Regions from separate parts of the Homo sapiens genome. Here regions 2, 3 and 4 are each linked to region 1. The links are chromatin loops, found by intact Hi-C in ENCODE. Cell type or tissue: GM12878. All regions are shown on one strand.

Region 1 (8,000 bases):
CTCCCAAGTAGTTGGGACCACAGGTGCACACCACCATGCCTGGCTAATCTTTTGTATTTTTTGTAGAGATGGGGTTTCGCCATGTTGCCCAGGCTGGTCTTGAACTCCAGCATGGCTGCTTTCTTAATTGCCACAAAGACTACATTTTAGGCCTGCAAAGGCTAAAATATTTGCTCTCCGGTCCTTTATAGAAACTGCCAAACCCTGTCATTTAAAATGTATTAACATTTCAAATAACATAGCAAAATACTTCTTTTAGAATAAGCTTTAAAAAATGTAAGGTATCATGTTTTATGTATAGTATAATCACAATTACGTAAAACAAATGAAAGTGGGTCTAGAGAACAGACCAGAAATGTTCAGCATTTGGACTAGTGTGGTAGAATTATGGGTGATTTCCCTTCCACCCAACCTGTGTTTCGCAATTTTTAAAAATGACCTTACGTTTCTAATAGAAGAAACTAGACCTCACTTTAAAAGCTCTTTGAGTCCACATCTCCATCTGGTACACAGTGGTCGTGACTAAATGCAGTGGTGTCTCCCCCTTGGCCCCTCCCCACAAGTGTGCTGAGGCGGGAGCAGGAAGTCCTGGTAAGTACCTTATGCTCATCCCGAAGGTGGCTGTCCAGTTCCTCCGTGTGCTTGGTCTCATAGTAGCAGAGCTGGCATTTGTAAGGTTTCAGTTCATTGTGCTTTTCTATATGTTGCTGGAGGCTCTCATCACTGGAGCAGGTGAAGGTACACTTATCACAGCGGAAAACTACTCCCTGCAAGTATTTGGACAGTTTGGACCGGCAAACTTCAATGGGGACAACACGCTCTTCTGTGGAAACAAATTGAATGGAAAGATGGGAATTTTTACTGATGGCAAAACAGAAGTTCTTTCTTTGGAATACAAGAAGAAACTCACCCAATCTTGCTGCTCCTCGTGGATCTGGTTCCTTGAACTGACACACATGCACCCTGCCCCTCCCCTAACCCCCAAACAACATATTCCTCAGGAATGAGTGGGTGTTTTTAAGACCAAAAGCTCTTTGTGTACTTAATACCCAGAATGACCTATAAATAGAGGTGGGGTGGGCTAGTAGGTGCTTGCTAATTCCTGAATGGAGGTGATTAAGGCAAGGGGGAGGAATAGAAGTAGCTGCAATTTTTACCAACATTAATGATTACTGACAACAACCATTAGCATGCCTTCCTTCCTCAGCAAGTGCAACTGAGGCTGGACTTACAGATGTCTTTAATGGGGAAAGAAACTGACATTCACCAGGCACCTATGTTCTGGTACCTTTCTATCAGCAACTTTATGAGGCTGGAGTTACTCTCATTTTTACAAATAAGTACAAATGGGCAACAGAGTCTTTAAGTAACTCTCCAAAGGTCATAGACATTGCAGTTGGCAAAGCAGAGATGTGAAACCAGGTCTGCTTAACTGTAAATCTATTATTTCTCACTATTTCCAATTCCATTCTCATTTCCCCTTCTAAGGTATTCTCAAAGAGACTCTTCCCTCCTTTTGAAACTAAGGGGATTTCTCATCTAATATCAAGTCTGAAAGCAAACCTGTACACTTTCATTCACTAAAACTCCAACTATGAAGAGCTCACAAATGAAATGACTGCAGGCAACAATCGGGGGAGGTGGGGTTGCGCAGGAGACAGGGAGGATTTGTGTCTTTTTAGACAGTCTGTAATCTGATTGTCAGAGGGAAAAAATAAAAGAGAGAGAGGATTTGGGTGCTTTTCCCGTTAACATACCAAATGCTGTAGGGCTGGAAATGCGTGTGCTTGTTTATTTTGCACTCTCTCACCCTTGTGTTTAACTGCTCAAATTAAATTTCACACCAGTCTGCCCAGAGTATCAGCGCACACGCCAGATATCCATAACTGGGATAAAATTAAAATCTGTGCTATTTATGCAAGAATCAAATATAGCATGTGTTTTCATGCTGTGTCTGGATTTCAGAAGACTCAGAAAGTTTACAAATGGACGCACACAACATATACTTATATTATTTAGAAACAGCAATGTATTATTAAGTCAAGAAAGCATGATTTATTCCCAGAGTCACTGAATAGCAATGTTTCCAGGGCATCGGTACGTTGTACACCGATGCGACTCACTCTTTAGAGTCCTCCCTTTGTTGCTGGCCAGTGTGCAGGCTCTAGGGAATTTTCCCCACCCAATGTCATGCCTTAGTCTCAACCACAACACTCTGATTGTAGGGCAGTCACTGCCTTGGGAGTCCTTGAAGGCAGCGATTAATCGGCCCGCAAAATGCTGGGCAGAGGAAGCGTGGAAGGTGGTATCTGCAACATACCCCCTGGAGCTCTAATGCATGTTATTTTCCCTATACAAAGAATCAGTTGCTTATTTAGAAATATAAATATTTTTAAACCCAAGTATAGCAGACAGCTAAGAAACACATGATTATAATGTAATCCACACATTTTTTTAGAATAGCAACTGTTTAAGTCCTCTAACCATTCAGTTGTATGGTTTGGTGTAAACGGAGAAAAAAAAATGCTTTGGCATAAACTAGTAAATCTTAAGGAGCTCATGCTAGGATATTCTATTCTTGTAACTCAAGGTTTCTAAAAAGTAGCATTATTGAAATTTTGGGACAGGATAATTCCTTGTTGTGGGGGGCCAGCCTGTGCATTGCAGGATGTTTAGCAATAACTGTGGCCTCTACCCACTAGGTGTCAAAAGCACCCCCTTCTCTCCAGCTGTGACAACCAAAAATGCCTGCAGACTAACACACTCTGGGGAGGCAAATTGACCTCAGCTGAGAATCACTGCTCTAAGCAAAGTGCCAGGCATTAACTGCAACTACGCTGGGTAAGGCACTCATGGACAGAACCCATGAACAAGCTAGTGTCAACAGCAAGAGATGGGGCATGCAGGCTGAACCACGGGGAACTGCCCCCATGCTGGGGATATGCCTTTAGACCTTAGGAGTTCATGGGAAGTGTTGACATGAACTTTACTGGCATCTTCCTTGGGACTGCATCCCCCTTGCTCTCTCTACATTTTAGTTCCTCATTTATATGTTATCATCTCTACTGTTTCTACTTTCATTCTTTGGCTTTGCCCTGTCCTGCCTGCCTTGGTTCCGTTGACCTCTACGGTGAAGAAGAACAGCCCGGTATCATTTTTCATATAATGATGTCCCACACGCCTCAAAGATAGTCATTCAGTGACTCTCCAGTCTTCACTTCTCCACAATTAATAATCAGTTCTTTCAAACTTTTTTATGAGCCTCCTTTTCAATTCCTCTACCACTTAGGTTGGTTTTCTTTGCAGTTTCCAATTTCACTATGTGTGTCTAAGTGAATTTTACACAAAGTCATGAATAGTCAGAATAACACCCTGAAGTTCAAGTAATTATTCATGTGAACACCACTGCAGACTATTAAGTGCTCGCTACGGTTCAAGCACCGTTAGGTGTTCTACCCTTGACATAACTTTTTGTTCTCATAACACCCTGCAAAGTCAGTTCTATTTTCTTCAGTTTGTTGATGTGGAAACCGAGAACTGATCAATTAAGCTACTTCCTCAAAGTCACACCTCTGGTTCAGCACAAAGCTGTGACCTGGGAACACAGGTCTTCTGATCTCTGCCAGGGCCCTCCTCTTGGACCCCTGATAAGAACTCTCCAGTCTGTATGTGTGTGCTTATAAGCCTTTCATTCATAATATTTAAAAAATGCAAAAGCTACAGATTTCTAAGGTAACCCTTTATATCTGAATGTCTTTCAAGCACCTTCTACATTTGAGGAAAGGGTCAAATCCCTGCTGAACTTAAATCTGAAATCTAGAACTTCCCATTTCCAAACTAAGACAATGCCAGTCTACCAAATCTCTTAATTATGTGAGTTTTTACTGAGATATTAATTTTAGAAAAAAAGTTAGCTTTTTCCCCTTTCTAAAAACATGGTTAACATGACCAAGATAAAAATAAAAAAAGACAGACTTTAAAAGGTGGGCAAATGACTGACAGTGTTTTCTGAATGAGGTCATTCATTCTTGAGGCAAATGAAAGACATAAAAGTTAAAAACTGGAATGGTTCCAGGTATAGACTGGGCTCTGCCTTGGTTACAGAAGCTCAGTGCTCAGGGCTTTTTCTATGGGGGCAGTGACAACTGTGGGTCTTTTTGACTTCACACCTCTCAAAATTACCTTGGGTGAAAACTCAAGGCCTGAATCACACTCATTGTGACTCAGCTTCTAGCACTGGCTGCAAAAATATTATGACTTCACCAGTTCAACTACAAGATGGATTGTGTCTCTCATCTCCTCCTACTCAAAAGATGCTTGGTGCTGCAGCAGGACATAAAACCGAAGAGGTTGGGCCCGAGAGTAATGTCACATTGAAGCACATGTGTACTAAGGTGCAACAAGAGCTGAGAATAGCATGCTTTCAAGCCTCCATGGAGGTCAGTGGAAAATTCTGCACAGCTGCAATACAGAGGGTTCACTTCTGCTCAAATTGGCGAGAAACCACACCACTGCAGAGCCCAGATTCAACTAGCAAAAATCCTTCCTGAAAGGCACACCACAACATAGGTGGGTTTCCTTCCCAGAACATGCCAAGTCTACATGAAGCAATGAGATTGGAAGTTCTTCACTCCACCAAAACTTTGCGTGCAAATTGCCACTCTAGAGGACTGAGTCCCTCTTTGCACCAAAGCAAAGAAGTGACAAAGTCTGAGTATTAGAGAAAGCTATGAAGAAAATAACATTATTTTTATATAAATCATCCCAAAACATAGCCATAAATAGACAAACATAAACACAAGCAAAACAGTTCCTGGTAGGAAGTATGAGGTTTTGATGTTAGCCAGGCTGCCATCCTCAAGCTAGAAGGAACTGGAAATGGCACCTCTAATTCTATCAGGCAAAGGTATTTGGAGAAGTTGAAAGGAAACATGTAATTTCACTGAATAAAATTAAAGATTGGCAATCTCACTGTAGACTTTATTCTCAAGAAAAATGACACTGATCAGATAAATTAGGGGAGATTATTTCCGTTCCCAAGGCTCCCACTTGCAAGGTTCAGTTAAATGCGGCATTTGTCTATGTATTGGGAAACAGAAACTTTAAGTTAATATGCCAATTAAAGACCCATAGCAGTGATTACATGGTTCCAAAATTACAATGTAAATATGTGGCAAAACTGTGTTTCATCCCTAAAATCTGTGGCCAGTTTTTAAGGCTCACTATGGATGTGCAAGATACATATACATGGGCAAAGCTAAGCATGAAACATTGTGCTTCCAATGGTGATCAACTCAATAGGAATACCCTCATAAAACTATTATTCACCTGTTTTTTAGTCTCTCTTCTCGTTCAAGTTCAAATTCCTTCAGTGCAGAAACCTTGCCTGACTCTTCATGGCTGTATCCCTACAGCTTAAAACAATGCTAGAGCTTTCTCCTCCAGCTGCCCAAGATGTCAAAAGAAAAAAAGGCCAAGGGGAAGAAGACGGCCTTGGCTCCTGCTGTCATTAAAAAGTAGGAGGCCAAGAGGGTGGTGAATCCCCTGTTCGAGAAAAGGCTTAAGAATGTTGGCATAAGACAGGACCTCCAGCCCCAAAGGGACCTTAGTCCTTTTGTCAAATATTCCCACTACTTCTGGCTATAGTAGTAAAGGGCTACCCTATAAGCAGCTCAGAATGACTCCTGTGATTAACCAATTCACCCATGACTTGGACCCCTAACAGCTACTCAACTGCTTAAACTGGCTAGAGACAAAGCAAGAGAAGAAGATTGTTGGCCTGCATTGAGAAGAAAGCTGCCAGCAAAGGGAATGTCCCCACGAAGAGGCCACCTGTCCTTCCAGCAGGAGTTAATACTCTTACCACCTCAGTAGAGAACAAGAAAGCTCAGCCGATGGTGACTGCACATGATGTGGATCCCATGGAGCTGGCTGTCTTCCCGCTTGCCCTGAGTCCTAAGAAGGGAGTCCCCTATTGTATTATCAAGGAGATGGCCAAATTGGGGTGTCTAGTCCACAGGGAGATCTGCACTACTGTTGCCTTCACACACATTAACTTGGAAGACAAAGGCGCTTTGGCTAAGCTGGTAGAAGCCATCAGGACCAATTATAATGACAGATATGATGAGATCCCACATCACTGAGGAGGCAAGGTCCTTGGTCCAAAATCTGTGGCTTGTGTTGCCAAGCTGTAAGAGGCAGAAGCTAAAAGACTTGCCACTAAACTGGGTTAAATGTACACTGTTCAGTTTTCTGTATATAAAAATAATAAAAAGTCTCCTTCAAAAAGCCAAAAACAAAATAAGGCTGGCATATAGTGGGTGTTCAATAAATATTTGTTGCATGAATGAAAACCTACCAAAAGTCCTACCACTGACTTCATCCTTGAAAGAGAAGTTCAGGGCTTAATTTTTCCCTAGTTAAACTCATCAAATCATGGTCAATCTCACCAAACGTTGATCTGACCTAAGTTCACAGTTCCTGAATGAGATGGGTCTACCAATCCTTTGCTTCAACCTTTGCTAAATTAGTATTCAATAAGTGTCTCATCAGTAACCTGATCAGAATTTGTCCTGGCTTCCCATCTGTCTACTGACTAAAGTTCCAACTTCTATATTAGTATCCAGGCGCTTCATACTTTGGCCAGAACATACTTCTCTGGTATGCTTCCTATTCTCTTCAGGACCCCGGAAATGTCTAATAACATTCTGCAAACATGTCTTGCTTCCACCGACCTCAGTGGTTTATTAAATTGTCTCTTCCCTCGTGTAGTGGGTTGAAGAGTGTCCCCCATAAACTTAAGTCTACCTGGAACCCCAGACTTTATTGGGACATAGGTTCTTTGCAGATGGCAATCAGTTAAGGCCAGACTAGATTAGGGTGTGCCCTAAACCCAATGACTAGTGTTCTTATAAGAAGAAAAGAGGGCACAAAGAGATACACATAGAGAAAAAGCCCATATGAAGATGGAGACAAACATGAGAGTGATGCAGCTATAAGCCAAGTAGCGTCAAGGAACGCTGGGAGCTGTCAGAAGCTAGGAAGAGGCAAATAAGGATCCTTCTCTTGTGCCTTCAGAGGAAACACAGCTCTGTCAACACCTTGATTTCAGAGTTCTAGCTTCCAGAACTGTGAGAGAATACATTTCTATTGTTTTAATCTACACATTTGGTGGTCACTTGTTACAATAGTCCTTGCAAACTAATATGCCCTGCCTTAAGTCTTCTCTGCCTGTTGAAATGTTATCATGGCTCAGTTTGAAAGCCACCCCTCTCTACTACAAACAGAAATATACCTAGATACCCATCACTCACTGTCTTGTCTATACTACGCACATGCTCATCTCTGAGGAGAGTGGGTGCTGGGTCTTATGTTCCCCATTTTGCCCAAAGAACCAAGCATAGCGTGGCACGTAACAAGCAAATAATGAATGTTTGCTGAACACATGAGTAAACATCATACTCTCTTTTGCTGTGGCCAACATAAATCCCTGATTAGTTCATATTCAGATTTCCCATGAGCGAAGTAGATTCTCTCTCTACTTAAATATATCAATTTATACAGACAAAAAGCAATGGAAACTCTATTTCTGCCAGCAGTAGTTCTGTCTCTGGGCCAGTTCAGAAGTTGGTTTTCTTGCTTTTCATCCCACATACTTTAATTAACTAAGACCTCAGAAAGATCTTGTACTGTGGACCTGAGAGACCAAGGATGTCATGGATAGAGCAGGAAGAGGACAGGTGCAGAAGGAGCCATGTCTTGTTACTTTGAGATCAGCCCCAACTCAAAATTGCAAGGCAGACATGCAGCTCTGTCTCTCGACTTGTCAAGGTCAGCTTCCTACTGAGCTGCCATTTTGAGTAGAGATGGACACCAAAGCCAGGCCGGGACACAGATGGTATACATGGCTGTCCTGAGGCACTCTGCTGCCTGTGGATCCGTGGACTTCCCCTCTGACCTCCTCTGATAATTCTGTCTTTGAACTCAGCCGCCACAGCTAC
Region 2 (8,000 bases), 230 kb after region 1:
GTATATAGATTGCCTTATAAAACTATTTATAATCTTTTTCCCCCACATTAAGTGAATGATGTCTTTAAAAAAAAGGAAAAGGAGGAGTCTCTACCCACAGACAAGAACTCCCCCATTGGGAGTGCTTCCTCTGTCTCCTGCTTGCAGTGACACCACCTGGAGGGAACCCACCACCCCCCCACCACCACCACCCCCAGCAGCTCCAGCAACAGGCCTGCCAGAGATCTGAGCAGATGTTTCTGCTTTTCAGACCCAGGCGTTTCCTCTCTTCTAGGAGCACATGCCAGCACAGTCAATATCTGGAAACCCGCTGCTTCACAGTAGGGCTGAGAACTAAACTGGTACTTTACTAGAAAATGGTAATAAAGCAATTTGAATTGCTTTTCATCCTCCTTGCTCTTAACAGCTTTTAGGTTCATATGAGACCAATCAATTAATCCTGCTTCAGAGCTACAGGAATGGGGTGTTTTCCAGCCTCTGAATAGGAGATGGGCCCATAACAGAGATTTTTCCAGCCGTATTTCACAAGGACCATTTAGCCTGGCATCTAGAGCAATGGTGGGCAGAGGTGCCACTTGGTTGGCACCATATTCTTACAGCCTGGCCAGTTCCCCAGGTGCAAAAGAATGGCTTCTACCCCAAAGGCAAACCATAAATGTGATTCTTCTTTGTATAGTCTTTTCCTTCCATTCTCATTTCCTTCAATCCCAGGTTTCTGTATGAAAGAGTTAATAAGGTAGAGGATGATTCACCTGCATGGAAACTGATATGTACATTAAAAAAGGAGCTGCCATTTCCTTCCTGATCAAGTGTGATGTAGTTCCTTTGAAAGCCTCCTCTCTCACCTTGAGGAAGTTCTTACAGATCTCAGCATCCATAGATCTGTGTCCAGCACACAGTAACACTCAGAGAATAATGGATGAAGTGGATTAAAATAGAAATGAAATGAAAATTTAGAAAGAATGGAGGCGAGGGAAGGATTTTTTCCTATTTTTTCATGACCAAGTATTGAATATTATTATTTTAAGAATTAATATATTTTAAAAATCTTCACATTAAAAGATAAATGGGGCTGGGCATGGTGGCTCATGCCTGTAATCCCAGGACCTTGGGAGGCCGAGGAGGGCAGATCACTTGAGGCTAGGAGTTCGAGACCAGCCTGTCCAACATCGTGAAACCCCATCTCTACTAAAAATACAAAAAGTAGCTGGGCATCGTGGCAGGTGCCTGTAATCTCAGCTACTTGGGAGGGTAAGGCAGGAGAATTGCTTGAACTTGGGAGGTGGAGGTTGTAGTGAGCCGAGATCTCGCCACTACACTTCAGCCTGGGTGATAGAGCAAGACTTTGTCTCAAAAAAAAGAAAATTAATAAATAAAGACAAATGGTTAGTCCATAAATGGAAGGTAACAGATTAAAAGTGGTCAATGCCCGTGGACGAACATATTTACTCTGGCACACGAATTGGTGTTGAGAGAAATTTATGTTCTTCCTTCATTGTGAAATTAGTGGAGGGTATTTATCCACCTCAGCACAGATATTTGCCAGAAGTTGTCTCAAGACCTCAAGCACAACTTGTTTAGACATTTTCCAGTTGTAATTTTTTTCTAGGCTGTTAAAAATATTGACTTTGACAGCTTTAAAATGATGGCCTCAGAATTGGAATAATTTACATTCTGGAATTAAGATAATTCAAGCATTTCTGCTGGCAAGGAACAAGGGTAGGAACCAGTTATATAAATCCCAGATTTGTGGGAGACTGAACCATTAGCATAGATTCGTCGTCTGTGGATATTCAGAGCAGTCACCTTCCCATGTAAATGAATCTTTATGTCTCTTCCAGGCAGGCCCAGATTCTGAGCTATTTTCGTAACTTCTTTCGGATCAGGTGATCTGGAAGAGGGTGGGCGAAGGCGTCAGACTCAGGCCACACTCATGTTGCCGGCCTCTTGGTGTTCTGCAAGAGACACAGAAAGCCTGAGGAAAAATTCTAGCCACTGTCTGGCTGTTGTGTGTTTACCTTAGACGTTCTCTCCTTTAACTCCTGAGTCTCAGTCCCAGAGAGTCAACATAGAAGGCATTCAGAACAGCTCAGTGGTCCTGGACCTGACCCAGCTCTCTCTGCCAGATTCCAAACACACCTGCTAAACAGATTCTTTTCTCCCAGCGCTCTGCTGACATTTCAGCTGGAACCAAAGTCACTCTCTTAGTCCACAGCATTCCTCTGACTGCTAACGGGACCATTTGTCCTCTCCATTCCTTAGGAGTTTCTCTTTGACTCTGACTGGAAACACCTAAGTCAAAAGAAAACTTGGTCCAAACCCCGAGGCTATGGCTGGGAAATAATGGAGTGGTAATCATATTCAATAGGAAACAATGAAAGCAACAGCTTCCCTCAAATGGATTCGTCCTCATCCTTGGTACTAGGTACACTTGTGCTTGTCACATTTTGTCATCCTCGAGTGGCTCTGAGGTGTCATCCAGATTTCACAAGTGAAAAAAAGATTAGAAAAACTAAAGAATTTCCCCAGAGGCACCTGACTGGTGACTAGGTCAGATGGACCCCAAGCCCATGGTTTGGATATTTCAGCTGTCACCTCTAGCAAAGATGTAGATGACTATCCCTGTGGAAATCAAGAGGTGGAAGAGACACTGGAGATGACAAGGGCTTCTCCCAAATACGTATCATGTGCATGAGTGTAAGTTCAAATCAGTCACGGCATCATGGTCATTTGGAATTCTGTGATTGGAAGATATATTAAAGCCCTTCTAAATCAAATCTTTAACGCTCAAAGCCTGACACCCTTAAGCATATGGCAGATTATTAACCGGGGATGATTTTGACCCTCTGGGAACATTTGGTGATGTCTGAAGGTATTTTCAGTTGTCACAACTTGGGCCGGACGCCTGTGGGTAGTAGAGACCAGGGATGCAGCTAAAACTCCTGCAGTGCTCAGGACAGCCACACCCCACCCCATTCCCTTCAGCACAAAACAGAATTATCTGAATCAGATCATGTCAGTAGTGTTGAAGTTGAGAAACCCTGAAAAATGGAAAGGCAAGATGAGAGAAACATGGACACTGGAGATCATCTGGATCAAGCCCCTCAATGTTATTAAAAAAAGAGACCCAAAATGGTGAAGTCACTAACCCTTGGTCACATGGCAAGATTTTGGTAGAGTTGGAGTTGAACTACACTGGACATGAGCATATGAATAGCTATATTAATAAATATCTATAATAATATGAACAATCACAATTGCAATGCATTAATAGAAAAATGTAAAAAGAAAAATATTGACAGTTATTATCACCAGGGATAGTCACATTTACTCTGCATATGTAGGTACAACAAGTATGACAGGAAGATACTGCCCATATATAATTCCTGTTTAAAAAAAACTTTTTTTTTTTGAGCAACAAGAGAGGAATGAACCAGCTTAAAATCTCACAGCTCATAAGAACCTGGAATTGAACTCTTTTCTCTTAAATCAAAGGCCTTTGGGATGACCAGCAGGGCCTTGGTTCTTTCCATGACTGAAAGGGCATTAAAAAGAGAAAGTTTATACCCATATACATGAAAACCGCAGGATATTCAAACATCTTTTGTAGTATCACAGTCATCTGCATTTGATATATCTTTTGAGTCTATTGCTATGAAGGATGTTGCATTTACTCCTGCAGGCTCTGCTATTGGGTATATAAATCGCTCTAAAATTTCTGGAGGATAATTAAGCACTATGTATGAGGAGCCACCCTTTGATACAGTGATTTTACTTGTTGGAATCTGTCCTAAGAAAACAATTAGAGTTGCAGATAGATTTATGCACAGATATTATGATAATAATAATAGCTGGGATTTATCGAGCTCACACCATATGCCAGAGTCTGTTTTAAGTGCTTTCCATGCATCATCTTATTTGCTCCTCATAACACTATGAGGTAAGTATTATTCTCATCCCCATTTATACATGGGAAGCTGAGGCTTAGAGAGTCTCAGTAATTTGGCCAAGGTTACTTGGCTACTATATTATAAAGGGAATTCAAGGCCAGGCAAACTGATTCACAGGGTTTCTTCATTTTAATTGCTATACAATACCAACTGATAGCAGTAAATTACACATTTATCAGGAAACATTGGAAAGAATCTGATGTCTAACATGAGTGCACTTGGTTAGGGGAGTTATGGCCTGTTTCCTCTTTTGGTATCTTGGCCTAAAGTAAACCTGGACTATGTCTTCCTTGGGTAGAAAAGGATGGCAGATCTGCTTGGAGGCTTTGCAGATAGTTCATATTTGTGCAGTCTGTCATTTAATAGAGCTTAACTCTGGTCACAGGAAGGAGAATGCAGCAGACCGGAACTCAGACAGACCTCAGTTTGAATCCTGGCTTGGCCACATCCTAGAAGCTCAGCCTTTGATAAGGCACATTTTCTTCACCAAACCTCACTTTCCACATCATTAAAATGGGGAAGTCACATCCACCTGGTGGAGTGGCTGCATGAAACCCTTGACTTGCAGAAGTGCTCAATGACGCACAGTGGGTGCTCACTATGAGTTAGGTGACTAGAAATAGGCAGAGATGGAGCCCTGCATTGGTGACCTGAGAAGGAAGGCTTGCTGCTGTCTGAGGGAAGGGGATTCCCAGCTGTGCTTGGGGAAGAGGAAGTCAGCGAAAGCCACTTAAGAACGTTGAATTCTTGTGGACAAGTCCTGTAAACAGCTTTAGAACAATGTAAATAGGATAACTGACAAGTCCTGTGAACAGCTTTAAAACAATGTAAATAGGATAACTGACAACAAGTCCTGTGAACAGCTTTAGAAAAATGTAAATAGGATAACTGGCTGTGAAAATTAACACAAACAGGAAAAACAGACTCTGAGAAATCCAGAGACCTGAATGCCTATGGGAGAGGGCTCTTTCTTCTGTAGAAGCCCAGGCAGGGTCTTATGGCCCCCCATCTGGGTGAGCACTTGAGGTGCAGAAGCTTGGAGAAGAACGAGTAATCAAGGAGCTGCCCCAGCCTCAGATCAGACCTACTGGACCCTAACTCTGGAGAATAAAACTGGGGATGTCACTGCAGTGACTGGATGCACATTTCTTGGTCAGCCCCCAGAATAATCCCTGCTTCAGAGGTGACTCAGCTTGGGAAAGGCCAGCGTTGATGGCCCCTTATCACAAGTGTTTGACTCACAGAGTGTGACAGCTGGAGGGGGCCTTGGAGTTAAATCATCTCAGCCAGCCCCTCCATTTGAGAGACAAGAGAGACTCAGAGAGGAGAAGGGACTTGTCTGATGTCCACAGAGTTACTAAGCAGCGGTGCTAGAACCCCAGCCCATGCACTGCTGACTCAGAATCCAGAAGAGATTTTTCTTCCCCTAGCACCTTAATGCTGTTTATTTGTAATCGTTGGTGATCTATTCATTGAATTATGTGTCCTTGCTCATGCATTTAGAGAGCTTATGCACATTTTGTACACCCAAAGCATGTATGGTGAAAGCACAGAAGTATATATCCATTCTGTCAACAAATGTTGTCAACTCTTATCCAATAATGTCTCTTGAATCCATTTCCATCTCTCTGGTTCAGACTTATCACCTTGCTTCTGGATCCTTGTAAATGTCTAGCTGATTGTCTTATCTTCAGTAACTGCTTCTCTTCTGAGACATTTTTCAACCCTGCAGACAGAATCATTTTTTAAGGAAATATTTCCATGGTTCCATTGCTTACTGGACAAAAATAAACTTCTTAGGAAGACATTCAAGGCCTTTTATGATCTGAGCCCATCCTCCCTTACCAGGCTTTTGCCTGGTAATCTAATGCTTTTGCCTACCCATGCATGACACGCATACCTACAGAAGCCACTTCAGGACTCTGTGCTCTTTTTCACAGTGTTCCCTCTTCCTAAAAGGCCTGTCTCCCATACTACAGCCCTGGAACTTTTGCTCATCCCTTAAGCACAGCTCAACCATCACCTTCTTTATGAAGCCCTTCATCATGCCTCTCCAGGCAAAACCCATCACCCTCTCTGCTCTGTTTCTCCAGTGTTCTGCACACGCTTGCATTACAGCTCTCCTATTGGATTGAGATGAGTTATTTATTTGCCTGCCTGCATCACCAAGGAGGCTGCGAGTGAGCGTTTTCACAGCAGCGACTATGTCTATCACATTCACTCGCAAGTCCTAGCATAGGGCCTGACACAGAATAGGTGTTCAATAATGTTTTATGAGTTAATGAATGCATAAATTATTGAATTAACACACATAAAATTATTTATTGCTTGTAAGTTGCCCCATCAAGCAAATAGCTAGATAGATGTTTACCAAACCTGGAGGGTATATTTGGCATGGTCTGAATTAAATTACAGCTTATGTAGGACAGAGAAATGTGCATGGATAGAGAAAACATGAGTGATTTAAATATAGCCCCAAATAAAAATCCTAAGAGAAGACATGTTGAATTGCAGGCGTGGAATAGAAGTGGGAGCTGCTTCTCATGTGGGCAACTTTACATCTCATACTCTAGGGTGAGTAGTGGCAGGTGTTTATTTGGATAATGAAGATGTGATAATTTCCAAATGCAGAACCAGGGAGCCCAGCTAGAATGCAATAATTTTTTTAAGTGAACCTGATGAACGCTAAAGTGTTGGGTATGGCGTAATGTTTTCTAGGCAGTCAGCATAAGAGAGCTGGTTCTTTATCAAGGACAACTCCTTGCCAAAGTTAAGTCCTGAAATCAACTCCCCTCCACCATTACCACCAAACATGGACCCACGTATTTAATCCCCATATTTAATCCCTCATGGCTTTAGACATAATCTTCTGACTTATATATGTGTTAGATCTGACCTCCTGTGTTTTGAACTTTTGTGTTTAAGATAGTAATTCTTAGGGGGACTTGATGTTCTTCAGTCAGTCTATGTTCAGAGGAGAAATGAAAGCTAGGAAGTTTTCACCAGCATTTTAATAGAGCTTAATTGTAACTCTCAGGTGACTTAATTGACAATGAAGTCTTTTAAGTCCATGTCTTGTCATTTGCTAATATTTTATATTTGCCCAGAAGAGGGGTGGAAATGGGTTTAGAAGACAGATGAGAAATGGTTCCATTGAATTTTTAAAAATTACATTGCTGTGTTGTGGAAGGTTGACATTTTTAGCTAAAAAGATTAGGATTAGTTATTTTTAACTATCCATCTACACTTATTTTTTATTTAGATGAATAGGTTGAAGGCAGAGTGAGTTGAGCAATATTTCTTTACAGTAAAGAGTACAGGATGCTTTTATATTTGACATCCCATGGTATCTTTCTAACAACCTGGGATGTAGGACTTAACAGACCTATTATACAGATGAGGAGTCTGAGGTGCAGGGAAGTGAAGTCATTTTCTAAAAGAAGTGAAGTGGTGCCAATGGGACTTAAACAGATTTTTGTGACTTCCATTGCAATACTCTTGAATGGTTCAGAGCTCCTGAATTCCCATCTTATCTCCACCACCTCTACTAAGTGATATGACTTGGGCTAAGTTACTGTACTCTCTGCACTACATTTTCCTCATCTGTACAATGGGCATAAAGGTCTCCCTCTCTCAGGATGCCCTGAAATCAGTTGAGGAAACACACAAAGTAGGGAAGGAAATAAGATTGGCAAATCCAACAAATTGCAATTGCGTCCCTCTGTGTGGTTGAAATGCAGGGTAGGAAGTGGGAATGGTGAGACTTAATGACTTTAATATATTTGTCCAGTCATTCAAGATCACAGGATTTGCATTTTATCCCAAGGGCAGTGGAGATCATTGAAAGTTGTAAGGTGATCATTTAAGAAAATGGGAAGGTTTGCATTTTCTAGCAGAGTCTATCTGGCATGAGCTCTTGTAAGAGTGTCCTAATTGGTCCCCAATCCTACATTCTCTCCTTCTGCAGTCCAGCCTCTGCAAGATTATCACGGTGATACTTCTGCAACACATCCCATCATCTCCATCTCCAGCTTACAAACCTTCACCAAC
Region 3 (8,000 bases), 560 kb after region 1:
GAGGAAACAGTCCCACATGGTGGGCCTCTCTACATTCTAGGGGTCGGCTCTGTGATTTTCACACACAAAGAAGCCTTGAAGGGCAATTCCCAAACCTGACAGTTCCTCTTTCCATTTCACAGAAATCAAGGAATCTCAGCTATTGTACCTAAGACCAACTTAAACGGGAAGCAAATGATCTGTCATGTCTTTGGGTCTAAGCATTGGTGGCCTTTTTTGGGTTTCTTTAATCTGTACTTAATGTCTAAATGTTTCCCTTTGTATCTTGGGGCACTTGGGGAGGGGTGGGAATGCTAGTGGAGTATGATTAGTGGTTTAGCGTCTTCTTGTCCATTTTAACCACCACACTGCATCCTTTTGTGTTTGTGGAACCTGCCATCATTCTCTGCATTTGTGAGGGAGGAGGACCAGAGGGACCTGCCGTGAGAGGCAGAGCAATTGGAGGGTGGGGACAGACTGGCAGGCATTCCATTAGCCCCAGCCCATTCTCAGAGTATACTGCAAAGAGATCAGATCACCTATTATTTCTTCCCAGGAAATGTTCTGCTCTCTTGAGAGTGGGAATATTTGGAAGCATTCTCTCCACCCACTCTTTGGAAATGGTGACCAAACTGGACTTTTCCCTCCTCTCAAAATATATGGGAGAGAGCATGATTGTCCCGGGAATGATCTAGCAGATTTTTCAAGTTTTATGAGATTATGTGAAAGTTTCTAATCTCAGTATCAGAAGCCTTGAGCTACCATGCTCTTTGCTTTTGACATCCTCTCTATCAGGTGTCCTGGGAGCCAGATGTCAGAGCTGAACAGATGGGGAAGTTTCCCACAAAACAGCCAACCACTGTTCCTGGGTAACACAGTCTCTATTGCTGTAAAGAAGACCTCTTGAAGGTTAAACTTGATGTTTTAAAAGGTCAGACTTGAGTGTCTACCTGTTCTAATACAGATGTTTCAGACTCAGCAAGTTCATTCACAAAAACCCTGAGTCTAGCTCAGAGCTAGAATATAATAAGAAATCAGAGAATGTTGGTGAACTTAGCTGAATTTGAGCTTTCTCCTCTGTTGGGACTTTGGGGATGTGAATTCAAAAGATCAGCAATGACTTCAGCATCTTTGTCATATTCCAAAAGATAGCTTCACACATACCTAACTCAGGCGTGGGTTGGAGAATGCACTGATTGAACTTTTGTAGTTTTAATCTGCCTTGGGACTGGATTAAGAGTGAGGAGGACTCAATTTATGTCCCAATCCTGCTGTGTAACTAAATAATTTACTTACCCTCTCTGAGTCACACAGAGTCACTGTGAGGCTCAAATGAGATAATGTATGTTAAATCCCTTTATTAATTGTAAATCACTATACAATAAGACAATAGTGTGGTTATTATTATTAACGCAATTAATTTGCAACGGATGCATGAAGGAAAGTAATTTCTATTACAAACCAGAGGTTAAAAAAATCAAATCCCCATATAATCTTGTAAGCTTGAATCAAATTGCAATTTAAATCTATACAGGTACATGACTAAAGAGTATAATATTATTATTAAATATCTTTATTACTTTAAAATATCTATTATTTGAAAACTAAGCATAAATGTGCTATGGTGCCATGTGACACTAGAATTAACGTAGGACTTTGAGGTAAAGTTAACATGATTGTGAGAAACCCAGACAGGTTTCAAGTGAACTGGGCAACTACCTTACAGCTTCTATTCTGCATTGCTCTTCCTGGGACCACAGGGTCTCTTAGCTCCACTTTTCCCCACTTATCTGCTCCATTCTCAATTCAATGGATAGGCTTGCACTGCCAGATTTTCGATTCTGGTTCTCAGAATCTTTACTTATTTGTCCCCATGGCATTAAATCTGGTGTCATCTCTACATTACCATTTTTCAACACTGCCTGAATAACATATCCCTGTGAGAGACATCCTAGTTGGCTTAGTGTAGGTCACACAGATACCAGTCCAAATGGCTGTAGCTGCAGGTGTCATGTGTAACTTGAGCTGCATCTTCCAGGCTATGGGCCGGGTAATGACTTTCAAAAGAGGGTGAGAGGGGCTGGAAGAAAATAGGAAACTGCCCTTGATTTCCACTGGAAACACCATTGGCCTTTCTATTCTTGCAAGCTGTGTTGCTTACATCACAGTTTAGTGCTTCATTATTTCATTTGCCCCTTCCCAATTAATCTGTAAGGTCCTCAGGACAGGAGGCATGGCTCGTTCTAGTCTATTCTGAATGAGTCCGACATTCAGAACCACGATGGACACACTGTAAGTATTCAGTGAAGCCTTGTTGGTTGTTATAAGGTAATTGTCATCCTTCACATGCATATAGCACTTTACAGTACACACGGCACATTCCCATATATTGACCCATTTGACCTCATTAAAATCCTGAATCATTATGACCTTCACTTTACCAGTGAAGCAAAAGCAAGGCACAAGGATAATAAGTGACAGGACTCGCATCTAATTTTACACAGTGTTCTAGGTGCCTCTAGAATATCTAAGAGAAGATGTCGAGGAGCTAGTTAAATCTGTACTCTAGAGAGAAGAGTAGCCTAGAAATATATATTTGGGTATCATGTGAGTATGCATTACATCTGCATAAATACAATGGCAGTGAATGATATATCCAGGGATCTGTGTGTAAAGTAGAATAAAAGCTAGCCCAGAACAGATGCCTGAGAAACACTAACATTTACTGATTAGCAGAAGAAGGGAGCCCATAAGGAGACATAGAGAAAGCATCCCAAGAAGCAGCAGAAGAAAACCAGGATGGGTGGTGTTTTGCATGACCCGGGGGAAGAGAACTTCTCAAAAAGAGTAATCAACAGAATCAAATGCTTTCAAGAGGCCAAATGAGATAAGAACTAGAAAATTCTCTTGGCTGACCAGCTGCGGGTGGCTCACACAGGTAATCCCAGCATTTTGGGAGGCCAAGGCTGGTGGATCACTTGAGGCCAGGAGTTCGAGACCAGTCTAGGCAACATGGAGAAACCCCATCTCTAGTAAAAATTCAAAAAAATTAGCTGGACGTGATGGCACATACCTGTAATCTCAGCTACTTGGGAGGCTGAGGCACAAGAATCGCTTGAACCCAGGAGGTGGAGGTATCAGTGAGCCGAGATTGTGCCACTGCACTCCAGCCTGGGCGACAGACGGAGACTGTCTCATAAAAATAATAATAATAATAGAAAGAAAGAAAGAAAATGCCCTTGGCATTTGCAACAGGGAGATCATCAGTAACTTTTATCAGGGGAGTGTCAGATTAGAGGCAGGGATGTAAACCAAACATCAATAAGATAGAGAGGGAATGGGAGGTAAAAAGAGGAAACAGTGAGTTCAGCCAATTCTTTTAAGAAGTTTGGCTGTGAAGGTGGAGGATAAGATACAACCGCAGGTAAGGATTCAGTGAATATTTAGTTTTTTTTTAACGTGGGAGAAATTTGAAGGTATTTAAAGCCTGAAGGAGCCCGAGGGAAGTATTTCCCAGGGAAATACTTTACCCGATTTAGCAGAAGGGAAGGGAGAAAGGATGAATGTAGATGCCAATAAGTTTGTTTGGGCCAGTGTAGGTACTGAAAATGTTTTTTTATTTTCTCTGTCTAAATTCAAAGCAAGGACATTTCTTAAGAGTAAGGGAGGTGATGGGCTCAGGAGAGTAGAGATGGTTTGGTTCTATTTATGAAAGTACCCACTGACATCCCCACATACCCACATCCTGTTGCCCAGTCATTGCTTGTCCTTTTATTTACTCTCACATTAACTCATCCATTCATTCAACAACTGTTGAATGAAAATCTGTGTGGCAGGCTGTGGGAAATGCACTGGGGGTACAGAGGTAAAAAGCACATCGGGTAGGCATGAGATGACTGTCTGTGGCTACACAGGAAGGTAAATTTTATTTGACCCATAATAGGACGGGCCCAGTTACTGTAGTCCCTGGAATTAGCACATTAACAAAGCAAGCCACACGGCTACATCCTGATTAATCTGATTATTAAACAGATACATTTCATGATTCATGGGATTACAGTCATCCATTCTCAACCCCTACAGAGCCTAAAATCTCTCTCTTCCAGCATATGGCTCTACTTGAGTTTCTGGCACAAATCCTGTGACCTCCTCTGGAAGAGAACGCTAATTGTCCCCCAGTATCCATCTCCCTTTCTTCCATGGTAAGTGAATGTAGCTAGGTCCATAGCTAACTCAAGTAAAGAATACTTTCCCTAACCCCCTTCATGATTAGGTATAGCCCTGTGACTAAATTCAGGCCAGTGGAAAGTAACAGAAAGTGAAGCAGGTCATTTCCAGGTTAGTCCTTAAAGGGCAAGGGCATGCCCTGCTTTTCACCTTTTCCCTTCTGCTGGCTGGAATGAGGGCAAGGTGGCTGCGAGCTTATGATGTGGATGCCACAGAGGAGGGAGAGTGGAGCAATCTTATGGAAAGAGCCTGGGTCTCCTTGGTGAGTTCTTCATTTATAACTCAGGACTTTAGAAATAGCTGAACCTCCATGTAGATGGAGCAGTAGACTTAGCTAAGGGGATTTAAGAGCCATAAAAGATGAGAAAATGGTTGAGAATTTATGATGCAATTTGGAACAATGGCGGCCAAGAGTCTTTCATCCCTACAAGTGGGGAGTTTCAGCAGGAAGGTAAAGGAGTTGTGCTAGGTGTCTTCACACCTATAATTTCCTTTATTCCTCACACCAACCTTATGGAATGCATACTATTATCTCCATTCTACAGATTTTGAAAACCAAAGAGATAAGAGGTACCCAAACATGCAGTTATTGCACAGCAGAGCTGGAGTATGCACTTCTTTCTGCAGAGTGCTTGGCTCTGTTTTTTCTCTTTCACTATGAGACTTGCTCTTGCTCATGTGAGGGGGCCCCAGGCTGCAAGGAGAGCAGACACTTTCATCAGCTTTGTGGCTTAGACGGAATGAAAAGTCCCTCTTTCCTGCCAGACCACAACGTCCTGTGGCCCTGTGCCCATCAGGCACTGCCACCTTTGAGCCCCTGTGTGTACAGTGGTGATAGGGCTGAAGGGAGGGGAAGAGAAGAGAAATGCCCCCAGGCCAAGACCCTTTACAATGGAACCAGGTGCTATAAATTTCTCCAAATGCACCACCGCTCTCCACACATGCACATCTGGAATGCCGCATAACCCCTTCCCTCTCCAACCCCCTCTGCAACAATGACTTCCTGGAGCATTTTAATGACTCACCATTGTAAATAATATACTCTACCCTTTCTTGTAAAAAAAAAAAAAAGCTGGAAGTTTCTGCAAAACCAGCAAATTACTCCAAATTATAATTTCATCGAAAACACTGGGAAAAAAAACAACAACACCTTCATAGCCTGAGGTAGGAAAGGTTCAGGAGATTTATGTCTTTCCTTGAACATGTAGATTTATAACAGTGGATAATGTACATTCATTTCATCCATATTTATACCTGAATTGATGCAGAGTCTGGTATCCATTACTTTAATCTATGTAACTTGATCATCAGAAATCTGAACCATAATTTTAACACGTATTACAAAGAGTTTCTTTTGGGCTTAAAGGAAAATGACGGCAGAGAAGAAAAGCCATTAAGACCCAGCTGCAGTCACTTATTCCTGCTGCACTTCCTTCTGCAATATGTGTGGGTCTCCCTCCCCATTTCTCATCCCATACCTTCCTGGACACACACTGGCTCCCTCACTCAACCTCCAGCACTAACTGTGCTGAGACTGGAAAGGAGAGAGAAATGATGGGCAGGGCAATTCCAGGGAATTCATGGAAATAAATCTCTGAGATTCCTGCCAAACCAGAGCTCACACAGAGGCGGTAGAAATGGGCAAGTAGTAGCCTCTAGTCACTTAGTTGAAGTGAAAAAATGCAGAGTCTGATCAAAGCTTCTCTCTGACAGACAGTAGAAATTAAACCCAGACACCAGTTCTCAAAAAGCATGGCTGGCACAGAGCACATGTTCCTGTCCAACTTCTGAGCATCAAACATTAGCCTAGCTCAAAACTCCAAATTCCTGTCCTGGACTAAAGCCAAGTGGTGGGTTTTTGAGGGATCTGGGACCCAGAATTATATTAGGTGGAAGATGAAGAATGCAAGACCCGGGACCTCACTGTAGTAGGTGCATGTCAGAGAACTCTCTTGGGCTGACATCCTGGGATTTCCTAAAGCCATAAAAGCACCACGAGGGCAAGTCATTTTGTTCACTTGCATGGTCAAGGCTGGCACTTAGTAGGTGCTTGATAAATTTTGTTGAATGAAGGTCTTTGTTACAAACCATTCCAGAGCTATAAACTGTAGTGTGAGTAGATACAGTACAATACTGAAGATGAAACCAATGGGGTTTTATGACATTAAGAGTACTATTAGGAGTAATATGCAATCAAATTTATTATGGCTTTCTGTTCTTTTCTCTTCCAAATTTTCTTCCATTCTTTATCGTGTGTGTCACCAGAATGTTTCATATTTTATAAATATTTCGAGATTTGAAAGCATGATGCTATTTAATGTTCATAGCAATCCTGGGACACAGTTGTAACAAACAATTCCCATTTCACAGATGAGGACACTGAGAAGCAGAGTTTCCATAACCTGCCTGTGTTCCCCACCAGGCTTTCAGCACTGCTGTCTCCCGATTCCCATGTTCTTTCCTCTACACTGTGCCACAGTGGTGTGTTCTTGGCAGGGGTAAAGGGCAGAGTAAATAGAGAGGGCATTTTAGGAGTGCCTGGAAACAGCTGATCTGGCCCCAATTAGCATCCTGGAAGAGATCACCAACCCACAAATCACTAGGTTTGCTAAGTACTGTTCTCTAGAGCCTCCTGAGGATAGTGTTAGATTTGACACTCTCAAGGGAACAGATTCCAGCTGTCTGATCCTTGAAATCAGATAAAACAATAATTTCGCCTTATATTTTTCTGATAAAAACTGATGTTTAAGAAAGAAAATCTACCTCTAAAAAGGGGACTGAGATAACTTTTGTTTCATTAGTATTAATTTTTTACTACAGGAATGTGTATATATATATATGTGTGTGTGTGTGTGTGTGTAATATATGTACATATATAGTATATCTATGTATATATGATACATTTAACATATACTTTAAAATAAACATAATTATGTATTTAATATATAAACATACAAATAATAATAAATGTCTTTAAAAATTATAACCTAAATAAATGATTATTATCTTTTAGCAGGGGAAGACCTCCAACTATAATCTATCCACACAACTATAATCTATCCTGTAAACAACTGGGCTTCTTGAGAAACCCCCATGAAGGGAAACTGAAGTTTTTCACATAACATGATACAGGCACAATCGGAGGCATGCAGTGAACGTTCATAATGGCCAGCCCTACCATTTCAAAAGCATCACTTCCATTTGAAGAAAACGATGCTAAGGGTCAGAGAAGTTTTATCTTGACTGAGATTCCACATACGTTAAGTGCATATGTTGGGATTTGAGCCTAGGTCTGAGTGGTTTATAGCCCATGGCCTATCCAATCCGTTTTCACTATTAACATGTTTCTACCAGTTGCATTTGGAAAACAGGAGACTCTGAATCCTGAATAACGTAAAAAAGAAAATTTATTTAGGTGTTACCCTTAAATGGCTTCTTCAAAAATTCACCCGTTATCTCCCCAATCAGATGTGAGCTTTACCTCTTTTGAAACCAAAACTATTACTTTATTTCAAATTTATGGAAATCCTTCACCCTCATATTACTTGTTTCAGGTACTAACCCTGTAAGAGAGGCACTGAAGATAGAATGCTGCTATCACTCCAACACCATTAGACAGATGAAAGGCCAGTGACTTAGCCAAGATCACACAGAGAAAGGGCTCACCCATGTACTAATTCTGTGGTCTGAACTGCAACCCTACGCCCCTGGTTTCAAGAACTGTGCTACTTTCAACTTATTGAAATGGAAAGGAAGATAGAATGTGTTACATTTCTCTTAATCATTTTTATGTG
Region 4 (8,000 bases), 53 kb before region 1:
CCTAATGTTTATTCATGTATATAATGTTTCCCCTCCCTGCAAAATATAACAAGCAGTAATATTTGTGCATGTGGATTCATTATTTATTGATTCTTGGTCTTGCTGGGTAAAATGTTATCCCAACCACAGGTGCCAATATTTGTCTCAGGAAAGGAATTCTCATATTTTAGGAAACATAGATACATTGTTTAGCCTTTCTTTCAAGAAGCTTACAGTCACTGAAAGCCAAAGATATAGGTGTAAATTATAATTACTTACAGAATTCAGTAGAGTAACAGGCTGTACAGAATTGCTGCCTAAAAATAGGCTATATGCCATACAGGCTAGGTGTGTAGTAGGCTATACCATCTAGGTTTGTGTGAGTACACTCTGATGTTTGTATGATGACAAAAATCACCTGATGACACATTTCTCAGAACATATTTCCATTGCTAAATGATGCATGACTATGTATACACACATTAATGTAAAAATACATATATATCTATATGCTTATATACATTTATACATACACACATGCATTCCTTTGTTCTCCAAATATCTGATTACTCTCCCTTCTGGGAACATAGGAGACTTAATGTCTCCCAATCCCCTTATGATGGGCTGGGGTCCTATGACTAGTTCTGGCCAATGAGTTGTAAGCAGAAGTGACATGTGACTTCTGACATGTGTCACTTCTGGATTAGAACATTTAATTGGCAGGACACACCCCTTCAATCTTTTTTACCTCTGCCATAGTGACTAGCAACATTTAGATCAGTGGTTGCTTGATCAGCTTTGGTCCCAAGTAAGGGAATTTAGAACAGAGCTCTCAGCTGCCCCTCAGTGTACTGATAGTGTGAACAAGGCAGAAACCTTTGTCACCAGCAACTGAGACTTACAGATTGTTACCACAACATAGCATAGCCAGTCCCAAGACTGAGGGCCTCCAGCAGCCCAGTGTTTACAGGTGTAGCTCATGGCTTCAGCAGAGGAAAAATCTCTCCCTTTTCAGCACCTTAATGGGCTGTTTCATGGAGAGACCCTCTTTGCTTTTCTTTTGTTGTGTCCTATCTTTGTATGCATCACCGAGGACAGGAAGATGTTGTAACAGAGTTGGCCAGGTCTGGACCATGTGGCTTTCATCTAGACAATGGAGAAGCACTACGATAGGTGGTCCTCCTGGAAGCATTTCTCAAACAGAATGAGGGAGACAGCACAGAAAATACAACAGGGACTGTGACCCATGGGCATAGCTAAGCGTCTTTTCTTTCCCTTTTTCTTTCTTAGCTTTGTTTCTTCCTTCCCTCTATAGGTCTTACTTCCTCCCCTACTTCTTATCCATGACAGTACTTTTTCATATTTCAGAAACAATGTTATAGCTTCCTTGGTGTCCCCAGTACTCAACATAGGGACTCAGTAATTGTGGAGGGAATAAGCAAATGAAAGAGGTTGTGTAAGATAAGACAGAGCCAGAATGAAGAAGCACATTTTGTTTTTTTCTGTGACTGGGAGATCAAACATCAAACAATGGATTATGTTGACAGAAAACCTTCCAGGATAGGCCAAAAAATGTTTAATTCTCACTCTCTCTAGAATTCCCTTTAACAAACGCAACCAAACACCTGGGAATGAGAGACCTGCCACTGTATTATCCATTTGATTTCAAACTGGAAACCCTAGACAGATTCCCTTGCCTGCAATTAGCCAGGTGGAGCACAGACAAGTTAATATCAACAGCTCATCTTAATGCCTACGCTGTCTCCAGAATCCAGGGAAAGGTGTTCTTCCCTTTAATCCTCTGTGGCAGGACAGATGGCACTTACAACCCAACCCAGCACTGGGGAAGTGTTTTTTATGCCACCAATTAAAATGCATTTCCTCCACTGCGTCCATCACTTGCACCTGCAGGACAACCAGTAGCCTCACCATGAGCCTATTCCATCTGATCGCTCCCTTGTCCATTGGGGCATGTTGCTACAAATCCAAAAAGTGTTGCCAAGGAAGAAAGTGAGAGTTGCATCTGTACTGGAAACTTTCTAGTATGCTCCTAGAGTGTTCGGCAAATTCTTTTATGTTCTCATCCAATTGACAATTACCGTGAACCTGCTATGTGCCAATTGATACTAGAGGGAAAGGAAAAGGTAAACAAGACTGCCCTTGAACTCAGTCTTGTAGAAGAGACAGATTATTAAGTAACTAAAATTCATTGTGAAAATACTCTAAGTAGAGACAATTTCAGGTACTGATGAGCACAGAAAAGGGAAGGCTTACTAATTTGGGGGAAGGGCCCAAATCAAGCCTCAGTTATAGAGAGGCCATGTAAGTCTATATTTGTATTAAAATAGTAACCCATGTTTTTATAGTGCAATATGGTTTTAAAATCATTTCCACATATTTGTCTCATTATTTCCAACAACCTTTGTGTAGAAATTACTCTTCTTCTCTATTTACAATTTAAGGAGTTAGGGCTGAGATAGGCTAAGAGATTTGCACAAAATTACAAACAAAAATGGAAAAGCAGGACTCATAACTAGGTTTTCTGATTTTGGAGTTTGTTTTAAACTTATTTTGAATTGATCAGGGTTCTCAGCTGCAAGCAACAGTTAACAACAAAATTAAAACACACAAACAAACTAAAAACCTCTCTGGCACTAAGCTTGGAGTCTCTGTAGCCAAAACCCAACCAGGATCGAGAACTGACAACTGAGCTGGTGAAGTCACCAGTGTAACCTCCCCTGAGCATTAGATACCATAGCATGCATACCTGAAACCACCAACATGCCTTGTGCTGCCCCTTGAACTTCTGCTTCAGGTGCTTCTAAAAACTCAGTAGAGTTGCCCCACTCCTTGAGAGGTGGATTCTCAGTAATCCCTGCTTCTTGGGTTTGTTAACTTCAGGTAGAATCTGGAGTTACTGCACTGAGGGGCAGAGTCTCCATCAGGTCCCCTAAATGCAGGGAAGATAAGTGCCTGGTATTTGCAGTTTCTTTTATGGGCACTGGACTCAACTTCACACATTTGGTAATTCCCAGGCATAAGAAGGAGGCTTAGAAGGCAGGTGGCAACATTTTATATTCCCTTCAGCATTACCTCTCAGTAGCGCTTATTTCCCTGCTTAAAAATTATATTTACTCTATTTGGCTGTTTCTCACTCCCTGAAGTCCTTTTTAACCCAGTATGAACGAGGAAGACTGCTCCTAATCGCCTCCTGCATCGTGCAGCATGACCATGCCTTCATCATCACAATCATGCCAGAAACAGCTCACTTCATTATCAATCAAACCCATTCATTTAGGTGTGTGGTTACAGCCTCTTCCCTCAATGACTGGCCAACCAAGCTTCAGAGTTTAATCATGAAAAGTCAGTGACTTTCACTTCAGAGCACTGATTGGGAGAGAAGGAACAAGAGTCCCCACTCATCTGTGAAACGAAAAATGTCTTCCTCTATTGACAGGGAATAGTGCTGGTGGCTCTGCTTTGAAAAGGGGTCACATGGGGAATGACTCGCTGTCTCAGATCTGTAAGTCTTTTAGACTCATTGATTCCTTTTTTTTAAAGGGGTGCAAGTGAACTTAAATTTACAAACCAAACCAAACAACCCCATACAAAAGTAGGCAAAAGATATGAACAGATACTTCTCAAAAGGAGGCATACATGTGGCCAAAAAGCATATGAAAAAAAGCTCATCGTCACTAACCATTACAGAAATACAAATCAAAACCACAATGAGATACCATCTTACACCAGTCAGAGTGGCTATTAAAAAGTCAAAAAATAACAGACGGTGGCTAGGTTGTGGAGCAAAAAGAACACTTATACACTGTTCGTGGGAGTGTAGATTAGTTCAAACACTGTGGAAGACAATGTGGCGATTCCTCAAAGACCTAAAGACAGAAATACCATTTGACCCAGCAATCCCATTGCTGGGTATATACCCAAAGGAATATAAATCATCCTATTATAAATAAAGACACATGCCTGCATATGTTTGTTGCAGCACTATTCACGATAGCAAAGACCTGTGATTCTTCAAGTGTGGTCTCCTGGATGGCAGCAGCAGCAACTAGGAACATTTTAGAAGTGAAAATTCTTGGGCCCCATCCCGGACCTACTGAATCAAAAATTCTGGTGGTGGAACGCCACCACCTGTGTGTTAACAAAACCTTCTGTGTGATTCTGGGGCATGCTGAAACTTGAGAATCACTACTTTAGACCAAGAAACTTCTTCTGATGTGGGCACCAAGCTTAAGATCTTTCATGTACTCAAGTATCTTTCAGTTTCCCTTAGTGAATCTGGATGGGAACTGAAGAAACTTTAATGCAGTAAATGTATCCCAGATCATCCTTTTAGGTAAGTCAGCCTCAAAGAAACCTACTACAGTGGGCACTCCAACAAAATAAGGACTAACCCTTGCATTATTTTATATCCATTTTCTCATTCTGCCCACATTACCGCCCCAGAAGAGAAGTCATTTTCAAGATGAAGAAACAGACTAAGGAAGGTTCATTTACTTGCCCAAGGTTACATATCAAGGAGTGGTGGAGCTCATGGAGTCTATACTGTGCTAGGTCTATGGGCATGATGGGGGACCATGGGGGGGAGTTCTCTCACCACCCATCTGTAATTATATCACAAACACCTCAACTAATCATCTATTTCTGCTAAAGAAGTGTGTCTCTTTGATCTGGTGAAATTCTCAATATTTTTTCTTTCTTGAGGAGCCCCTTTTTATAAAAGCAATTTTATTCAAATCTCCCATTAACTCTATGGCTTTGTAACAAAAATGATTCAACAGATGAGTGTAAACCAGGCAGTCCATCCTAGGAGAAAAAAGCGGAGGGTTTGAAATGGGGATCAAGTAGCCACCAAACCCAACTTGTCAGGTTTAGACACAAATGGTCTCTTCCTGAGTGCTTGTGAAATGAGATATATTTTTAAAGATGCTCCTAAGCCCTCTCTTTACTTTTATTGCAATATTTCTAATCACATAAATATCTGCCTGCATTAAATCCTATCTGTATTCGTCTGTTCTCATGTTGCTAATAAGGACATACCCGAGACTGGGTAATTTATAAAGGAAAGAGATTTAATTGACTCACAATTCAGCACACCTGGGGAGGCCTCAGGAAACTCACAATCATGGCGGAAGGAGAAACAAACACATCCTTCTTCACATGGCATCAGCAAGGAGAATTGCAGAGCTAAAGTGGGGATAGCCCCTTATAAGACCATCAGATCTCATGAGAACTCACTATCACAAGAACATCATGGCGGTCAAAGCCCAATGATTCAATTACATCCTAGTGTCTCTCCTATGACTCGTGGGGATTGTGGGAACCAACATTCAAGATGAGATTTGGGTGGGGACACAGCCAATCATATCGCCATCCCATTTTGCTTCCTTCCTAACCTACCCTGAATTCCATGGACAGTTATTTCAACTACATTCAACTTTCTCAATTCCCCACCTCGTCCCCGCAAACACACACTCCCCTCCTGCCCTGAATAAATTCACTGTTCTCTTTGCTCCAGTTCCTAAACTATCGTCCACTCCCAAATTAAAGTGCACAGTCATGTTTTGGATCAGGTTTCCTTAAAATCTATACCTTCCTGGGCAAGGACTTCATGACTAAAACACCAAATGCAATTGCAACAAAAGCCAAAATTGACAAAAGGGATCCAGTCAAACTAAAGAGCTCCTGCTCAGCAAAAGAAACTATCATCAGAGTGAACAGGTAACCAACAGAATGGGAGAAAAGTTTTGCAAGAAGTATTAAGGAGTATTGACTCACGTAATCACGACGTGAAGTCTCACAATAGGCTGTCTGCAAGCTGAGGAGCAAGGAAGCCAGTCTGAATCCCATAACCTCAAAAGTACAGAAGCCGACAGTGCAGCCTTCAGTCTGTGGCCAAAGGCCCAAGAGCCCCTGGCAAGCCACTGGTGTCGATCCAAAAGTCCAAAACCTAAAGAACTTGGAGTCCGATGTTTGATGGCAGTAAGCATCTAGCACGGGAGAAAGATGAAGGCCGGAAGACTCAGCAAGTCTCTTTGCATAGCAAGAGTGACCTTTACTCTTGTTCCCAACAAATTCCTCATCTCCATCTGAGACCACCTCAGCCTGTACTTTATTGTCCGTGTCACTCTCAGGATTTTGGTCAAAGCCATTCAACGAGCCTCTAGGAAGTTCCAAACTTTCCCACATCTTCCTGTCTTCTGAGCCCTCCAAGTCTCTAGGAAGTTCCAAACTTCCCCACATTTTCCTGTCTTCTGAGTCCTCCAAACTGTTCTGACCTCTGCCTGTTACCCAGTTCCAAAATCACTTCCACATTTTTGGGCATCTTTACAGCAGTGCCCCGCTACCTGGTACCAATTTACTGTATTAGTCTGTTCTTATGCTGCTATAAGGACATACCCAAGACTGGGTAATTTATAAAGGAAAGAGGTTTAATGGGCTCACAGTTCAGCATGACTGGGGAGGCCTCAGGAAACTTACAATCATGGTGGAAGGTGAAGCAAACACATCCCTTTTCACATGGCAGCAGGAAGGAGAAGAACGAGTGCCCAGTGAAGTGGGAAGTTCCTTATAAAACCATCAGATCTCATGAGAACTGACTCACTATCATGAGAACAGGATGGGGGAAACCTCCCCCATGATTTAATTGTCTCCACCTGGTTCCTCCCACAACATGGGGGCATTATAGGAACTACAATTCAAGATGAGATTCAGGTGGGGACACAGCCAAACCATATCAGCAATTAAGAGGAATGCCTACAAATTCACACAGCAATGGAAATAAAATTCACAGACATATAAGTAAAAGAAGCCAGACACAAAAGAGCATCCACTGTATAATTCCATTTATATGATGTTTAAGAATGGTCAAAACTAATCCATGCAAAATGTAACCCTAGCAGTGGTTGCTTGGGAGGTGGTAAGATTGGTAGGAAAGGAACACAAGAGAACTTTCTGGGGTTACAAAAGTAGTTTATATTTTTATCAGGAGTGTGGGTTACAAGGCTGTATGTATTTTGTCAAAATTCATAGAACTGTAAGATCTGCGTATTTTGCTGTATGTAAGTGATATCTCAATTTCTAAATTCCTAAAAGAAAAATTTATTGAAGTCTTTTACTAGTGCCTTCTCCCTCTTAAGTCAGAACTGCTTGGCAGAGCAGGAGGTGCAGGACTGGGGAAGGGTTAAAAGATTGTTGTGTGAGCCTGGAATTAGCACAGAGGAAGTAAGGTGAATTGAATGTTTAATAGCATTACACTAAGATGCCTGATGAATTTATCTCATAATGAGAGGGCCTGCCCTGAAGACTTGAAGTCTATAAGCTACAATCTCCTTTGGGTCATCTAAAGCTGGAAAAAAAAAAAACATCACAAAATTCAGTGGTTTAAATAGAAAAATATTGTATTGTTGCTCGCAATTCTGTAAAATGAGCCTGGTTTAGCTGGGCAGTAATTTACTGGTCTTACTGAAGTTTACTGGCTGTTTTTAGTTGGCTGGTCAGTGGTTCTGCGCTCAGTCAGAATCCTGGGTTGCCTGGGTCACCTCTCTTTCCGTATAGTCTCAGGACTGCTTTCCCCACATGGATTTCTATAAGGTCTCTTCAACAGACCTACCCTGTTTCTAATATGGAGGCTCGGGGTTCCTAACAGCAGGAAAGAAGAAGCTGCTAGGTCCTGAGGTTTACGCCTATGACTGGCACAGCATCACTTCCTCTGCAGTCTACTAGTTAAAGCATGTCACAGGACAAGTCCACATTCAAGGGAAGGGACTAAACAAAGTGTGGTTCATTGAGGGCCATCACTGTAACAAAATCTTATCAATATCTTGCATATATTGATTTATAACCATAGGAAAGAACTTTCCAATAGGACTGCCCACATCTGTTTCTGAAACTCTTGATGTTGCCCAGTATTTCTAACTCCATCTTCTGAATAATATATCTGCTAAGATATAATAGGGCCCAGTTTTTTTGGGTACCACTGTCTTGCTCAGGTGACTTTGCAT

What was found. Hi-C counts contacts between places; a loop is a spot of excess contacts. Peaks named below come from ENCODE experiments on the same cell type or tissue, not always from the same donor. Only the 100,000 strongest peaks of a DNase experiment are listed, where the experiment ranks them.
Region 2: it touches region 1 in a loop (4-fold over the local background); 1 of 110 quality-filtered maps calls a loop at or near these places.
Region 3: a loop joins it to region 1, with 3 times the contacts of the local background. A loop is called at or near these places in 1 of 110 quality-filtered maps.
Region 4: it touches region 1 in a loop (3-fold over the local background); 1 of 110 quality-filtered maps calls a loop at or near these places.

What each region holds. Positions count from the first base shown.
Region 1 is chr9:106,977,009-106,985,008 of GRCh38, reverse strand. It overlaps ZNF462 (zinc finger protein 462), which reads right to left. Exons shown (of 13, transcript NM_021224.6): 10 at 600-823. All of the region lies in intron 4 of LOC340512 (a long non-coding RNA gene), which reads left to right. It also overlaps the pseudogene RPL7AP44. Among named protein-coding and RNA genes, the nearest start is that of ZNF462, 120 kb to the right of the region's middle. In GM12878, no CTCF peak of the experiment used is centred here; DNase peaks (open chromatin) are centred at 1,477, 3,328 and 4,198; H3K27ac peaks cover 455 bases.
Region 2 is chr9:106,749,964-106,757,963 of GRCh38, reverse strand. No RefSeq gene overlaps it. Among named protein-coding and RNA genes, the nearest start is that of ZNF462, 110 kb to the left of the region's middle. RefSeq lists an enhancer at 4,599-4,808. In GM12878, no CTCF peak of the experiment used is centred here; a DNase peak (open chromatin) is centred at 4,503; H3K4me3 peaks cover 257 bases; H3K27ac peaks cover 896 bases.
Region 3 is chr9:106,417,762-106,425,761 of GRCh38, reverse strand. All of the region lies in intron 3 of LOC107987108 (a long non-coding RNA gene), which reads right to left. Among named protein-coding and RNA genes, the nearest start is that of MIR8081, 180 kb to the left of the region's middle. RefSeq lists an enhancer at 4,913-4,992. In GM12878, no CTCF peak of the experiment used is centred here; DNase peaks (open chromatin) are centred at 3,791 and 4,931; H3K27ac peaks cover 387 bases.
Region 4 is chr9:107,030,352-107,038,351 of GRCh38, reverse strand. All of the region lies in intron 4 of LOC340512 (a long non-coding RNA gene), which reads left to right. Among named protein-coding and RNA genes, the nearest start is that of ZNF462, 170 kb to the right of the region's middle. In GM12878, no CTCF peak of the experiment used is centred here; DNase peaks (open chromatin) are centred at 3,351 and 4,211.